Regions from separate parts of the Homo sapiens genome. Here region 1 is linked to region 2. Evidence: read pairs that join two places in POLR2A ChIA-PET (ENCODE). Cell type or tissue: PC-3. All regions are shown on one strand. Each heading gives the region's core, and the rest is flanking DNA. Links, peaks and the distances in the headings are about the cores only.

Region 1 (8,337 bases), core at 136-8,135, 140 kb before region 2:
TGAGCATATTGAGGCAGTGTCTGTTCTGTGCAATAGGTTAGTGATGAAGGGGCTAAGTCTGCTTAACTCATAGTTGAAATATTAGGAAGATCACACTCTGTGCTCCAACCCAGCATTTGTTTGACAGAAGCTATTAATGCTCCCCTCCCAGGCCCCCACCTACCTCTAACTGTAAGCTCACCTGCTGTGGTGTGACAGCTTCCACCCTGCTGACAGCCTCCCACCTTAAGCTCTAGCATCTCTTTACTTCACCACAGCAGGGCTTTCTTTGGCCCGACAGGAGCTCTTAGTTGTATAAGCAGAATGAGAAATGCAGAGGCGTTTGCGTACGCCATCTTCAACAAGTCGACCAGCCTCCCTGTCCTCTGGTGGGACAATGCAAAGGCGTGTTCCACCCTGTTTCTCAGAAGGTCTCCAGTGGGACTGAGCTCACTGACACATTCTTAATGGCTTTTCTCCTTTTCCAGTCTCTCTTTCCCATACCCTCACTCCACTTCCTAGAATCACTTCCCCCAAAACCTTCCCACACCCAAACCTTGAAGCTGATATTTTGATCTTTATCCATCTGACTCTTATTACCATCTCTCAATTGATTCTGAACAATCTCCTATGATGAAAGATGAGGATTTAAGTGGGGCATGGTGGCTCATACCTGTAATCCCAGCACTCTGGGAGGCCGAGGTGGGTGGATCACCTGAGGTCAGAAGTTCAAGACCAGCCTGGTCAACATGGTGAAACCCCATCTCTACTAAATATACAAAAATTAGCCGGGCATGGTGGCATGTGCCTGTAATCCCAGCTACTAAGGAGGCTGAGGCAGGACAATTGCTTGAACCCGGGAGGCAGAGGTTGCAGTGAGCCGAGATCGTGCCACTGAGCTCCAGCCTGGGCAACAAGAACAAAACTTCATCTCAAAAAAAAAGAAAGATGAGGATTTAAGTCTGTTTCTCTCCCCACACTCTCCACTTACATACATGCGTGCTTTTCCAATCTGCATGCCTCAAATATAGTTATACAATCAGTATTGAATTAAATTAGTATTAAATAATTACATGATTATGACCATAAGTACATATCTGATCCACATATATACTACCTTAAACTTCCTGCATCAACTTTTGTCTATAAAACCCCTCTGACATGGCCAAATACATCTGACCATCTATCAGTCCCATTTTTTCTTGGCGTTGTTGCTCCTGCCTCCTGCTCCAGCCTGGCCTGGTTGCTGTCCGACCTGCTACCCAGATTCTGACCTTTGCCACCATCATGGGATGTCCCCTGGCCTCCTCTGGTGCTGGATATCCATTTTCCTCTTTCTCAGTTTACTCTCTTATTTTAGTGGAGCCCAATAACTCCCAGGAGCTTTCTGAGAAGCAGATATGGAAGGTAAATTATTTGAGTCCTTGCTTGTCTGAAAAAATCTTTAGCTTTTTACTTTATGTAGAGTTTAAGCAGACAGAGAATTTTACTTAGAAATCATCTTCTTTTAGAATTTGGAAGTTTTAATCAATTATCATCTAGTTTCCAGTGGTTGCTACTAGGAATTTTGATCCCATTTTGATTCCTGATACTTTGTGACCTTGCTTTGCTTTTCTCTTTCTTTCCTTCTTTCCTTTTCTTTTCCCTCCCTCTCTCTCTTCTTTCTTTCCCTTTCTTTCTTTCTTTTCTTTCTTTCTTTCTTTCCTTTTCTTTCTTTCTCTCTGTCTTTCTTTCTTTTCTTCTTTCTCACTTTCCTTCTTTTTTTTTTTTTGACAGGGTCTCACTCTGTCCCCCAGGCTAGAGTGCAGTGTCAAGATCTCAGCTCACTGCAGCCTTGACCTCCTGGGCTCAAGCAATCCTTCCACCTCAGCCTCCCGAGTAGCTGAGACTACAGGCATGTGCCACCATTCCTAGTTAATTTTGTATTATTTGTAGAGATGGGGTCTCCCTGTGTTGCCCAGGCTGGTCTCAAACCCCTGGGCTCAAGCAATCTGCCTGCCTCAGCCTCCCAAAGTGTTGGGATTACAGGCGTGAGCCACTGTGCCCAGACTAATTTTTCCTTTCAAGGAGTTTTCATAGATATGTCTTTTAAAATCTTTTGTCTTTTGAAATTTCATGATGTTGTTCTTTGGTTTAGTTTTTTGACCGGACTGTAACTGAAATGTTTTCATCAGAAAACTCAGGTCCTTAAATTCTGGGAAATTGGTTTGTACGTCTCTAATGCTCTTCCTTACATATTGCATCTGTTTGTCTTGTTTGTGTGTGTGCGTGTTTTGTTTTCTTGTCTTGTTCGTGTGTGTGTGTGTGTGTTGTGTGTTTTGGGTTTTTTTTGTTTGTTTGTTTTTAAGACAGGGTCTCACTCTGTTGCCCAGGCTGAAGTGTAATGGTGCAATCATAGTTCACTGCAGCCTCAAACCTCTGGGCTCAAGGAATCCTCCTGCCTCAGCCTCCTGAGTAGCTGGGACTCTAGGTGTGCACCACCATGCCTGGCTTATTTTGCTATGTTGCCCAGGCTGGTCTTGAACTCCTGGCCGCAAGTGATCTGCCCCCTTGGCCTCCCAAAGTGCTGGGATGACAGGCATGAGTCACTGCATCTGGCATCTGTTTATCTTTTTGTTCTTTCTGGGAAATACACTTGACCGTATATTCAAGCTTCCTTTTGATTTTTCATTTCTACCATCTTATTTTTTAATGTTGAAGACCTTTAGACTATTCTCTAAATATTCCTTTAAAAATAGTGTTCCTGAGATCACAGCCTTTCTGATACAACCATTTGAGAGAACAAATTTCCACTTTTCTGTCAGGGGAGGGAACGGGTAGCCACGTAGAGAGGGATGAAGAGATGGGGAAGTGGGTCATCTCCCTACTCCTTTTCAAGATTTTTAACCAATCCTTCTGTTTTAGGCCCAATTGTATCCCTACCTGAGCTCTTCTGTGATTCTACAGTTTGCTTCTTATTAGTCCTTTCCATGCAGCCCTCCTTTACTCTGACCTTTTCTCCCCCAATGCAGACTTAAATTTCAATTCTCTGGTCTGCTAAATCAATTACTACTCATACATATGTTTCTAGGAGGTAGAATATTTTTACCATAGAATTGTAAGATGATTGACATATACTTCCAACTACCTCTCTAATAACGGCATGACATTTGCATAGTGTGTTGTAGTTTCTTTTTTTCTTTTTTCTTTTTTTTTTTTTTTTTTGAGACGGAGTCTCGCTCTGCTCTGTCGCCCAGGCTGGAGTGCAGTGGCACAATCTCCGCTCACTGCCAGCTCCGCCTCCCGGGTTCACGCCATTCTTCTGCTCAGCCTCCCGAGTAGCTGGGACTACAGGCGCCTGCCACCATGCCCGGCTAATTTTTTGTATTTTTGGTAGAGACAGGGTTTCACCATGTTAGCCAGGATGGTCTTGATCTCCTGACCTCGTGATCCACCCGCCTCGGCCTCCCAAAATGCTGGGACTACAGGCGTGAGCCACCGCGCCCAGCCTGTATGTTGTAGTTTCTGTAGTACTCTCACATATATGCTCCCATGTCATCCTTCCATCAGTTTGGTGAAAAAGGGTTTATTATTCCCATTATGCAGGCTCATTTAGCACTTAAAGCAAGATAGTGATTGCTGAATGCCAACCACTAATAAGCCAGCCTTACAGATGATAATTTGTTTAATCCTCAAAACAACTTTTTACGGTAGGAAGTATTACTATCGCCATCTTATAGTTGGGAAAATTGAGGCACAGAGGTATAGTAATTTACCCAAGTTCCATTAGCTAGTACATAGTGAAGCTGAGGCTTGGCAGTCTACCTCTAAAGTCCATGATCTTAAATCGTATTTTATGTTGCAAATAAAATGTTAAATAACAGACTCAAAAAAAGTAATTTTCTAGAGTCAGACAGGAGATAAAGGGTTAGAACAAGTACTTGAGCCAGTGTTTTTGACTCCCTGCCTAAAATGCTCTCCAAATTACCATTCAAGGTGGTTGTCAACATTGAAATTTATAGCAGAGCAGTGAGACACCTCAGAGACATAAGTTGCTAGGGATTCTGCTCTTCTTATAGAGCTGTGATAAATGCACTTGGTATGTAAATATTTGATTCTATCTACAACTGGTTTCTTAGAATGGATTTTTAGAAGCTGTATTACTGGATGAAAAATACATGAGGTTCTTGGCACAATGTTTCACACTTGTAATCCCAGCTACTCAGGAGGCTGAAGCAGAAGGATCATTTGAGCCCAGGAGTTCAAGGCTGCAGTAAGCTATGATTATGCCACTGCACTCCAGCCTGGGTGACAGAGTGAGAGCCTGTCTAAAATATAATTAATAGCTGGGCACGGTGGCTCATGCCTGTAATCCCAGCACTTTTGGAGGCTGAGGCAGGCAAATCACTTGAGGCCAGGAGTTAGAGACCAGCCTGGCCAACATGGTGAAACCCCATCTCTACTAAAAATACAAAAAAAATAAGCTGGGTGTGGTGGTGGGCACCTGTAATCCCAGCTAATTGGGAGGCTGAGGCAGGAGAATTGCTTGAACCTGGGAGTCAGAGGTTGCAGTGATCTGAGATGGTGCCTCTGCACTCCAGCCTGGGCAACAGAGCGAGACTCCATCTCTAAATAAATAAATAAATAAATGAATAAATAAATAAAGGAGGAAATAAAATATACCAGAACAAATACTAAAATATTTCTCTGGCTTACAGAAAAGGTTTTCTTCTTAATTCTGTTTATCTAAAGATTTGTAAGAGAAGTAAAAATGATACAGTGAACATAAAACCAACCAACCTAAGATTTCCCCTTTTTCTTCTAGCAGAATCCAGTATTCATGGTCTATATTACTTTTAAATAAGAGAGGAAATTGCTATAAAATGCTTTTTACTATAATAATTCCTACCAAGTCCTATAAAACTTCTGGACTTCTGCACCACTGACAGAGTTATTAAGTAAAGCCCAGAGTTTATTGATGAAACAATGCTTTAGCAAAACAGCCACTGGCAGCTTAAGTAAAAGGGAGTAAGCACTTGACTTACAAAATTTACCTGAATAATTTCTGGCTGTTTTATAAATAAATAAATAAATAAATGGATTTTCCTAAAAGGAGAGTTCTAAAAGGAGAGTTTCTAAGGAGAATATTGCTCACAGGTGAATTCCACTTTTCAGAAACAGTGAACAATTTGAACCTGGCTACTGAGGTCCAAATTTCCTCGCACCCCCAGTGATTTAGTCTACTGGCAGGGTGGGAGTTTCCCAGGCACAACTGCAGCTGCCCAAGCTGCAGCTGCAACCCAGGCACCCCTGTGCTCTTGAGAGCCAGGAGCAGGCAGGAGTCCTGCCCTCCCAGGTGCAGCTGCAGCTGCAGCTGCTCAAGCCCTGGCTGTGGACCCAGGCATCTCTGCACTCTCAGGGCTCCGGGAAGGTCCCCCAATCCCCTGCAGGCTTGGAAGTGCCTGCTCCCACTGCTTGTCTTCTCTCTGCTCTCAGCACCCAATCCGGTCATGGAGCAAAGTTGAGGCTGAGCCTGGGCACTGTTGCAATCTGGCCGGGTGTGCACATGCTCAGGGCAGTGCTGACATGCCAGCCCCCTGCCGCTTTGGGCCCCTCTGGACTTTGGGTGCCAGTGATCACAGGAGAGAGGCTGGGGGGGTGCTGAGGGCAGCTCTGCGCTGGCCTGCAGGTGCCCCTTTGCACAAACAGCCTGGGCATCATGAATGGCGGCAAGAGGCAGACAGGCTCCTGGGCAGAAGGGGGCGGGTCCCTGGTGAAGCCCCACCTTCAAGCTGGGGAGGGCCTGTGCCTGGGGGATGAGCTGCTGGTCCCATGGACCAGAGTGGAAACTTGTGATGCCTTTTCCGGGCCTGCCCGTGGTTGCTCATGGACCAATCAGTGTGCACTTCCTCTCTCTGAGGCCCATAAAAGCTCTGGACTGAGCCAGACTAGAGGGATGACAGGACCACCAGCTGCAGAGAGAAGCTACCCCCTCTGCTGAGAGCTGAACACTTGTCAAGATGCCCTGCCTGCAGAGAGGAGCTACCCTCTCTGCTAAGAGCTGAACACTCACTGGGACACCCTGGCTATGGAGAGGGGCTGCCCACTTTGGGTCTCCTCCGAGCTGCTCTATTGCTCAATAAAGCTCCTCTTCATCTTGCTCACCCTCCACTTGTCTGTGTACCTCATTCTTCCTGGACACAGGACAAGAACTTGGGACCCCCTGAATGGTGGGGCTAAAAGAGCTGTAACACAAACAGGGCTGAAACACACCCCTTACTCACCACATTGAGGGCAACCAGAAGAGAGGAGAGAAGAGCTGCAACCCTTCAGGGAGCCCAGACCTAGGAAATCCCCAAGCCAGGGCTATGACACCCTCTTTAGGGCTCTGCAGTTCCTGGTGTCTCCAAGCTTTTAGGCACCACCACATTCCCCAATGTGAGCTGTGGAAGCTGCTTATGGTACACCTGTTCTAGCTGCAGCCTGGCAGGGAGCCTACACCCATGCTAGCACCTGGAGCTGCTCGCCCCAACGCAGCCAGCATGACTGGTCATGTGCAGTGGTCAGACCCCACACTCGCTCACACACCCTTTGCTGCTCCATGCCTGGCTTGGCCTTGGCATGCATGGGATCCAGACCAGCAGCATGAGCCTAGTGCAGCCTGCTAGGCCAAGTGGGCAGAATGAGTCCAGTGGGCCAGAGCAAAACTCAGGCAAAGGTGCCACCAGCCATAGAGGTTTCTGGCTGGTGAAGCAACACCCCAAGGATCCCTTAACAATATGATTACTGAAAACTACCCCTTTTAAATACCAAGAGAAAGATGTGAGTGATTCAGGTGACTTCTCAAGAGAAATGTCAAAAATAAATATTTTGTTTGTATCTTTGAACTTAGCAAGTCATAAATCTCAGCTTGTGAATTGCTATCTTAGAGTATACTGTAGGACAGAGAAACTTTAGCAATACTCAAAGCAGCAGTTGAAAATGCTTCCCTGAGAGTGGGTGGTTCTGGTTGCTTCCTTGGAGTACATTGTCAGCGACCAACCATGAAAGAAAAGTCTTTAGAGATTAAACATAATAATATGAATTTTTTTTAAAAGACAGCAGAAGCAGAACAAGTTAGCTCTGAGTCAAACTGACAGGGATAGATACTGTCAAGTCTTGTTCTTTTATTTTATTATTTTACTCATCCTCATTTAACAGATGGGAAAACAGAGACACTAAGAGGTTGAATAGCTTGCCCAAGGCTACACAACTGCAAACTGGATTTGAACCCAGATGGTCTGACTCCAGAGCTCATGCTGGTAACAACTGTGTTATGCTGTGCCCAGACCTGGTACTAGCAATTTGTTTTAGTAATAAAGGCAGTTTCATTTAGTGCTAGTAATAAAGGCAGTTCCATTATTACCTCTGAGCAGTCACTGTCTTGTTAGGGAGAGAAATCTTTTACTTTTATTTTTAACTTTTTTTAAGAGATGGAGTCTCACTATGTTGCCCAGGCTGGTCTTGAACTTCTGGCCTCAAAGGATCCTCCTGCTTCAGCCTCCCAAGTAGCTGGGATTACAGATTACAGGTGCAAGCCACCATACCTGGTGGGGACAGAAATCTTGCATACACAAAGATTATTGTGTTAAGTAATAGTTAAGTAATACTATTACTTAACTCAAACGTTGTGAGGATGAAATTAGTTAATTCATGTAAAATGCTTAGAATATCACTATCCTTCATAACTTTACATATATACTTGACATATATTATCTTTTGAAGTTCTAAAAACCACTTTATAAATACTTACTTATAAGTACTTGCCTTGTAAGTACTTATAAGTAAATATTATTAACTCCATTTTACAGATGAAAATATCTAAACTTTGGGGCCTGAAACACCTTCATTTGAATTTTACCTCTTAGATGTTTTTCTTTTTCAAGTTAAAAAATAATAATAATCCTGAGCTGACATTCAGAAGAATATGCCTACCTCCTATGCTGACTGTTAGAGTTGAATGAGTCAAGGAATGTAAAGCACCTTGCTCCATGCCTGGTGAATGTTAGCAGGACTGCAGCTTTGTCCATCTCTAGAAAGCTTTGTTCACATTATAATGTATATAAATGGAGTCCCAATTTCCTTCCTGATGCAATAATCCTAATTCAATCATATTTACTTCTTTTGAATACTTTAGTAATGAAAAACTTACTTTACTAAGTGGCCTATTATTTTTGAGGATTTTTAATTGTTAGGAAGTTCTTCATTGTGGTGAACTGAAGTCTGCCCTCTTATAACATGGACCCACTGAGATGAGCTCTACTCCTTTCAAAGGCACAGAAGGAGTCTTATGCAGGGTCCTTACAGTCCTTACACAGGGCGGGTGATGGGGAGGCATAG
Region 2 (8,337 bases), core at 313-8,312:
AGCAGGCGCCCGTAGTCCCAGCTACTCGGGAGGCTGAGGCTGGAGAATGGTGTGAACCCGGGAGGCGGAGCTTGCAGTGAGCCGAGATTGCGCCACTGCACTCCAGCCTGGGCGACAAAGCGAGACTCCGTCTCAAAAAAAAAAAAAAAAAAAAATCTGATAAATCCAAGTATAGTGAAAGAGAACTCACACATTGCTAGTGAGAGCATAAATTGTTACTACTACCTTGAAAGATAGTTGAAGATACTTATAAGTTCTATTAAAACTAATACGTACTTACCCTAGAGAAACTTTTACAGATGAGACCCATATAAGATTGTTCATTGCAGTATGGTTTGTAGTAGCAAAAAGTGTTAAGCGACTTGTATTTTAATAGGTGCTTTGTTTTGAATGTCTCCTCTAAAACTTATGTTGAAAGTTAATTGTCATTGTGATGGTATTAAGAGGTGGGACTGCTGAGAGGTGATTAGGCTAAGAGGGCTCTGCCTTCATGAATGGATTAATGTCCTTATCAAGAGAGTGAGTTTGTTACTCGAGAGTGGGTGGTTCTAAAAGTAAGTTTAGTCCTCTCGTTTGCTGTCTCATGCTGTCTTGCCCTTGCACCTTCTACCATGGGATGATGCAGCAAGAATGGCCTTGCCAGATGTGGGCCCCTTCACCTTGGACTACTCAGCCTTCAGAACTGTAAGAAATACTTTATTTTCTTTATAAATTACCCAGTCACTAGTGTTCTGTTATAGCAACACAAAATGGACTAAGACAGTAGGAGAATATATCTGGCTTATTCATGTAATGTAATACCATTTAGCAATTACATTGAATAAAGTAGAGCTACATGTATCAGCACAGATAAATCTCAAAAACATAATGTTAACTGAAAAATTCTAGGTGTGATAGGGTAAGTACTGTATGATGTATTTGTATATAACTGAGTGTTAAGTGGGTTTTTTCTTGTCACCTTAGCGTTTTTCCTGGAGCCTAAAGCTAAGGATAGTAGCTGATAAAGCTGATAAAGCTGCATTATAAAGAGATGGTGTTGAATTTTTTGGCAAGTGGCCATGATTTGTTCTGGAACTTTAGCACCTCCAGCCTATACAAGATAAAAAAAGAATTTAATTTGAGGAAGGATTCTTTGAAGAGTTATCAGCTCAAAATGGAGTGCTATAGTCTTTACATTATCTTCTCTGTGGGTGAAAAACAATTTCTCTGAGAGATTGGGGGACTTTTCAGGAAGGAAGATGGTCCTTTAGCTGGATGCCTGCTGGGTTGCAGAAAATAGTTAGGCCTCCCTCCCTGGAATGTTACCTGAGTAAAGTGTTAGAGAATTCTTGGGAAAAGTATGATTTGGGTCTCCTGGAGTTATGGAAGGCCCAGAGACTGAGGCCTGCTGCTGCATTCCTGGAGAAGAATAAATGTAACAGATATATAAAATAGCTTTGCAGTGGAAAAGCTGGAAGAGAGGGCTTTCACTATGTGTCCAGTGATATTGAGTCAAGAGCATTTCCTTTGGGCCAGGCAAACACTTTAGATGCTGTTCAGTCTAGTGACATCTTGAAAGAAACTTAAAGAAAGTTGCCTGCTCAGCAGACACAACCTCAGATATGTTCCACTGGAGTAGGAGCTGAGCAAGAGTTTTAAGAATTGTGCTGGAGAATGTCTCGTTTGTACCAGAGAATATTACAGAGGGAAGTCTTGTCAGAGAAAGCCAGAAGTGGACAGTGACTGAAGTGATAAACAACAGATTTTATTCAGGAACTTTGCAATAGTGGAAAAAATACCTCAGTGTAGAACTGGGCTCAATTCCAAATACAGCAAGGACAGGTGGGGATTTATAGTCAGCAAGCAGAATGAGGGGTAGTCAGCAGATGGAAAATTACCAAGAGAAGACATCAGGGGCGGGGGATTCTTGCTAAAACAACTTAACAGAATTCCCCACCTTTAGTATCTGATGACCTTGGCCTGCCTGACTTAGGTCTGATTGACTTAGCAGAATTCTTGCAAAAATTGGGATATGCAGGCCCCCAAATGGCAAGGGTTGACGTTGAGGCCTAGTTGAGAAGAGGGCTCAGAGGAGGCTGACTAAAGTTTGGTCAAGTAGAAAGTTAGTCCCCACAGGGTGAATTTCAGATCTCTCAAAATGTCCTGCAAGAGAGAGCCCAAGGTTAGGTTTCTCCCATGATTGAGGGTATTTGATAGCTAAGAGAAAACTACAAAACTCCAGTCATGTGTATTAGTCTGTTTTCACACTGCTATAAAGAAATACCCGAGACTGGGTAATTTATAAAGGAAAGAGATTTAATTGACTCACAGTGCCACATGGCTGGGGAGGCCTCAGGAAACTTGCAATCACAGTGGAAGGGGAAGCAGACACGTCTTACATGGTGGCAGGAAAGAGGAGAGGGGTACGTGAAGGAGGAACTATCAAACGCTTATGAAACCATCAGATCTCATAACTGTCTATTTATGAACTCACTATCATGAGAACAACATGGTGGAAACCGCCCCCATGATCAATCACCTCCCATCAGGTGCTTCGCACAACACCTGGGGAATACAGTTCAAGATGAGATTTGGATGGGGACACAGAGCCAAACCGTATCACCATGGAATACAGATTTTATCTCTTCTCACTTCTCCACTTTTATTTTCATCCTTTAATAGGCACAATAATGGTTTCCCAAAGATATCAGGTCCTAATCTCTGGAACCTATAAATGTTACCTTATCAGGAAAAAGAGTTTTTACAGAAATAATTAAGTATCTTGAGATGGAGGGATTATTTTGGTTAGCTGAGCCCTAAATGTAATCACATATATCCATATAAGAGGGAGGTGGAGGGAGATTTGAACATATACACAGAGGAGAAGGCAATGTAAAAACAGTGGAGAGAGATTTGAAAATGTTTGCCTTGATTATGCCAGAGGGCTAGAAGAGGCAAGGAACAGATTCTCCCCTAGAGCCTCTGGAGGGAGCAGAGTGTGTGGCCCTACTGACATTTTGACTTTAGTCCAGTGATGATTTTCGACTTCTGACCTCTAGAACTATAAGATAATGAATTTGTGTTGTTTTAAACCACTAAATTTGTGGCGATTTATTAGAGCAACAGTACTAAACTAAACTAGCACATATACCACCACACAACATATACAGATTTCAAAAAGTTCATGGAAAATGGGTATTATGAAAAAACTATACAGGGATTTCAAAAATTTTTTTGCACCAAAATAAACTTTTAACTAGTTGTAACATGTCTAAACCATATCTAGTTTGAGGCATTAAGGAGGATAAGACATCAGTTTGAAAAGAGCCCCTATCAGAGCAACATGAATTCTACTAAAATTGAAACAAGAACAAACATCAAATTTATGGTGAAGCTCGGGTAGAAGATGGTGAAATCATTGATGCTTTGTGAAAAGTTTATGGAGACAATGCCCCAAAGAAATCAGCAGTATATAAATGGATAACTTGTTTTAAGAAAGGATAAGATGATGTTGAAGGTGAAGCTGGTGGCAGAAGACCATCGACATCAATTTGTGAGGAAAAAATTCATCTTATTCATGCCCTAATTGAACAGGGTGGAAGATTAACAGCAGAAACAGTAACGAACACCATAGACATCTCAATTGGTTCAGCTTATACAATTCTGACTGAAAAATTAAAGTTGAGCCAACTTTCCACGAGATGGGTGCCAAAACCCTTGCATACATATTGGCTGCAGACAGGAGCAGAGTTTTTAATCAAGATCCTGAAGCATTTATTTGAAGAATTGTAACAGGAGATGAACATGTCTTTACTAGTACGATCCTGAAGACAAAGCACAGTCAAAGCAATGGCTACCAGTGGTCTACTCAAAGCAAAAGCAAAAATTCAGGAGTAAAGGTTGTGGTAACAGAATTTTGGATGCTTAAGGCATTTTGCTCGTTGACTTTCTGGAATGCCAAAGAATGACAACATCTGCTTATTATGAGAAGGCTAGCCAAAGCTTTAGCAGAGAAAAATGCCTGGGAAAGCTTTAACAGAGAGTCCTTCTCTACTATGACAATGCTCCTGCTAATTTCTCTCATCAAACAAGGACAGTTTTGTGAGTTTCAATGGGAAATCATTAGACTTCCACCTTACAGTTCTGAATTGGCTCCTTCTAACTTCTTTTTGTTCCCTAATCTTAAAACATCTTTAAAGGGCACCCATTTTTTTCAGGTAATAATATGAAAAATATTGCATTAACTTGGTTAAATTGCCAGGACCTTCAGTTTTTTAGGGTTGGACTAGATGATATCATCATTTACAAAAGTGTCTTGAACTTGATGGGGCTTATGTTGAGAAGTGAAGTTTATATTTTTAATCTTTTGATTCCATTTTTTTTGCAAACTTTTTGAAGTCCCCTCATACTCGTCACCTTACGATGGGACCACATCCCAGTAAACTCATTAGTCAGAAATGCATTTAATAGTCTGTTAAATCCATCATAAAGTTAAAAATTATAAGTTGAACCATTGTGAGTCCAGATACTTTTCTACTTATGATGGTGGTTATGTCCTGATAAACCCATCGTAAACTTGAAAAAATTATTGTTCACCATCCTTAGTCATCTGTAATAATTTATTTGCATAGCATGGGCACACATAATAGGTCATTTAATTGCCTGGGACAGGGAAGGCTATGGTGACTCTTGAATTGTGAATTGAATTGTGATTTCTAAAGGTTTGCCTGAGCCTGAGATGGGATGTGTCTTCTAAGTAGAATAGCTAACATGAGCACAAAGATACTGAGGTTTTTAAAAGTACATGACTTCTTGGAATGGCTGGTGTACGTAAATGTGTAGGATGTGTAGAAGGGAATGGTGGATACTAAAGCTGGAAAAAGCAAACTGGGACCACTTCATGAAGGATTTTGTATGATTGCCGAAATGTCCTCTCTTTACCCTTATATGTATGATTTTAAGGATTTTAAGTAAGGGAGTGATAGGGACAGTAATATGGGTAGACCATTTGTGATAATATTAATACAGAGGAAGGGACGGATTTATTTTGAGAAAAGAAGCATTGCGACTTGGTGAATATTTGAAGCTGTGGGATAAAGAATCAAGGGGGAATTAGTTTTCTTTTTCTTTCTTTTCTTTCTTTCTTTTTTTTTTTTTAAAGAGATGGGATCTTGCTCTGTTGCCCAGGAGTGCAGTGGTGTGATCACAGTTTACTGTAGGCTCAAGTGATCCTCCCACCACAACCTCCTGAGTTGCTGGGATTACAGGTGTGTGCCATTAAGCCTGGCTAATTTTTTTTATTTTTATTTTTATTTATTTTTGAGACAGAGTCTTGCTCTGTCGTCCAGGCTGTAGTGCAGTGGCACGATCTGGGTTGAAGTGAATCTCCTGCCTCAGCCCCCTGAGTAGCTGGGATGGCAGGCACCTGCCACCATGCCTGGCTAATTTTTGTATTTTAGTAGAGATGGGGTTTTACCATGTTGGTCACACTGGTCTTGAACTCCTGAACTCAAGCAGTCCACCCGCCTCGGCCTCCCAAAGTGCTGGGATTACAGGCATGAGTCACTGTGCCTGGCCTTTTTAATTTTTATTTTTAGAGACAGTCTCACTATGTTCCTCAGGCTGGTCTCAAACTCCTGGCCGCATGTGGTCCTTCCCCATCAGCCTCATGAGTTGTGGGGATTATAGGTATGCACCACTGCACCCAGCTGAATTTTTCTAGCTTGGACATTTTGATAGTTAGAAATGCCTTCTAGTAAATAGCACAGGAAAGGTGGAAGTATAAATTTTGGGGATGGTGGAAAGGAAAAAAAAATCTTTAGATGATCTTCTAAAATTGCATATCTAATTCTGTTACTTCCTTCCTCAAAACTCCCTGATTGATCTCCGTTGCCTGCTGAACTAGATGCCTAAATGTCTTTACTTATTCTCAGTCGAAGATGGGGTTTTTGCACTTCTCCTAAGAGATAGTTTACAATACTTCTTAGGATTTTCAGTTACGTATCTTTGCCATTCAAATTACATTTTGGTAATTACATTTAGATAATTTACATGTGCACTTGATGCAAACATTTAAAAAACCAAAATAAAACAACTTAAAATACTTGAAGGTACTTCTTCCTTGAAATTTTCCAGAGTCGTTTTATGTCTGCCCTAGTTTTTTGGGCCCTAATGGAAATGTCACCACGACTTGAGTGTGGGCTGCTGATAAGAACAGTTGGCCTGTGGTAGAGAAGGGAGGTCAAGGGGAAGAGTGAAGGTCACTTTCATAATATTATCATCAACTAGGAGATACATAAAAATAATACTGGTCATAATCTTTACAGGATGAAATCGAGAATCTCCAATGAAATATTAAATTGGCCATATTCTATAATGTAACAGCCTGTTGGCATTTTTATGCCCAATCAAGTGGGCATTTTTATCCATATACAGTGTTATGCATTCCCTGGAATATATTTGAATAAGGATGATTGAACAGCTTTATGATGAAGAAACACTAAATACATTGACTATTAAAAAATGGAGGAAAAATAATAGGAAATAAGGAAGTATTCTCATTTTACTTTTCCAATATTGCATTTGATGTTTTTGCCAATGCCATCGGCCATAGAGTGAAAACACACACTCTGTCTCTCCCTCTCTCTCTCTCTCTCTCTCTCTGTCTCTTGTGTGTGTGTGCGCGCGCAGGAGAGTTGATGGTATTCTTACAGTATTCAAAGGTATCTAAAATCAGAGATGATATTTTAACATTGTGGCTGGATATAAGATAAATCTGTGAACATTAGTAGTAAAACCATATACTAGTTATAACCAGCTCCAAAATACAATGAAAATGATTTATATAGATCCATTTACACACTACTTACCAAACTAAACAACTCTCAGAATCATATTAGTCCGGATAAGCTATGTTTTGCTGCAGTAACAACCCTAAATTTCAGTGGCTTAGCTGAGTGTGGTTGTGTGCACCTGTACTACCAACTACTCAGGAGGCTGAGACAGGAGGATTGCTTGAGCCCAGGAGTTCCAGGCTGTAGTGGTGATGATCACGTCTGTGCATAGCCACTGTACTCTAGCCTGGGCAACATAGTGAGACCCTGTCCCTTAAAAAAATGTTAGTAGTTATGCTACACATACATTGTGGGTGGGATAGTAGGTTTTCTATCCAGTGATTATCTCTACTCTCTAGAAGATTGCCAGTCTCCTTGGCAGATGGAAAGAGAGACTGGGGAATTGCATGTTGGCTCTTAAACTTGTTCTCTGAAAGCAACAGATCCTTTTTATTCATATTCCATTGGTTAAGATCACATGGTCAATCACTTGGACACACTTATCTTTCAAAGGGCCAAGGGTGTACAGTTCAACTTTGTACCTGAGAAGAGAACTGAAAATATTTCATGAATAGCACTAATAATTGTAGCAGTATTGAAATATAAAAATGAAAACCAAAAAAGCACAAGGAAAAGATTAATACATGTGACTATAAAGGGTATAATCTCTGAATTATATTGAAAGCATAAATGAACAGTTCTAAACATGGAAGTCTTTAGATCAGTATGAAAAAGATTAATCTATATATAAAAGTGTAATACAAATATATTAAGCAGATTTCAGGAGTCAAGTACAATAAAATGACCAAAAGATATGAACAGGTAATTCCCAAAAGATGAACTAGGATAGGAAAATATATTTAAGTTGGAATCGCAATTTTTTTTTTTTTTTTTTTTTTTTTTGAGCAGAGTTTCGCTCTTGTTGTCCAGGCTGGAGTGCAGTGGCATGATCTCTGTTCACTGCAACCTCTGCCTCCCGGGTTCAAGCGATTCTCCTGCCTCAGCCTGTCGAGTGGCTGGGATTACAGACATGCACCACCACGCCCAGCTAATTTTGTATTTTTAGTAGAGACGGGGTTTTCTCCATGTTGGTCAGGCTGGTCTCAAGCTCCCGACCTCAGGTGATCCGCCTGCCTTGGCCTCCCAAAGTGCTGGGATTATAGGCATGAGCCACCGTGCCCAGCAAGTCTTTCTTACTCTTTAAATAGTGGAGAATTTAAAAATAACACCCAGTGCCAGTGAGTTTATGGAGAAATAGTTAATCATGTATTGCTGTTTGGATTATAATTCTTTTGCAAAACAATTTAGATACCATGTCAAGAACCATAAAAATATTCATACTCTTTAAGAATCCGTCTCTAGGAGTTTACCCCAGTTAAAATGAAGAAATATTAAATGAGTTAAAGAAAATATTTTTCAGTAGTGAGGAAGAATCCATCCATTTATTCTTTCATTTCATTTAAGGAGACCAGTATTATTTGTGCTAGGCTCTGTCCTAAGCACTGGACATACACAAATGATTAAG

The links. ChIA-PET counts read pairs that join two places held together with the same protein. Peaks named below come from ENCODE experiments on the same cell type or tissue, not always from the same donor. Only the 100,000 strongest peaks of a DNase experiment are listed, where the experiment ranks them.
Region 1: POLR2A ChIA-PET joins it to region 2 with 41 read pairs; 4 of 35 experiments call an interaction of 5 or more read pairs at or near these places.

What each region holds. Positions count from the first base shown.
Region 1 is chr12:76,639,606-76,647,942 of GRCh38, forward strand. All of the region lies in intron 1 of LOC105369851 (a long non-coding RNA gene), which reads right to left. Among named protein-coding and RNA genes, the nearest start is that of OSBPL8, 84 kb to the left of the region's middle. In PC-3, for the core only: no CTCF peak of the experiment used is centred there; no DNase peak of the experiment used is centred there.
Region 2 is chr12:76,781,000-76,789,336 of GRCh38, forward strand. All of the region lies in intron 1 of ZDHHC17 (zDHHC palmitoyltransferase 17), which reads left to right. Among named protein-coding and RNA genes, the nearest start is that of ZDHHC17, 21 kb to the left of the region's middle. In PC-3, for the core only: no CTCF peak of the experiment used is centred there; no DNase peak of the experiment used is centred there; H3K27ac peaks cover 1,584 bases.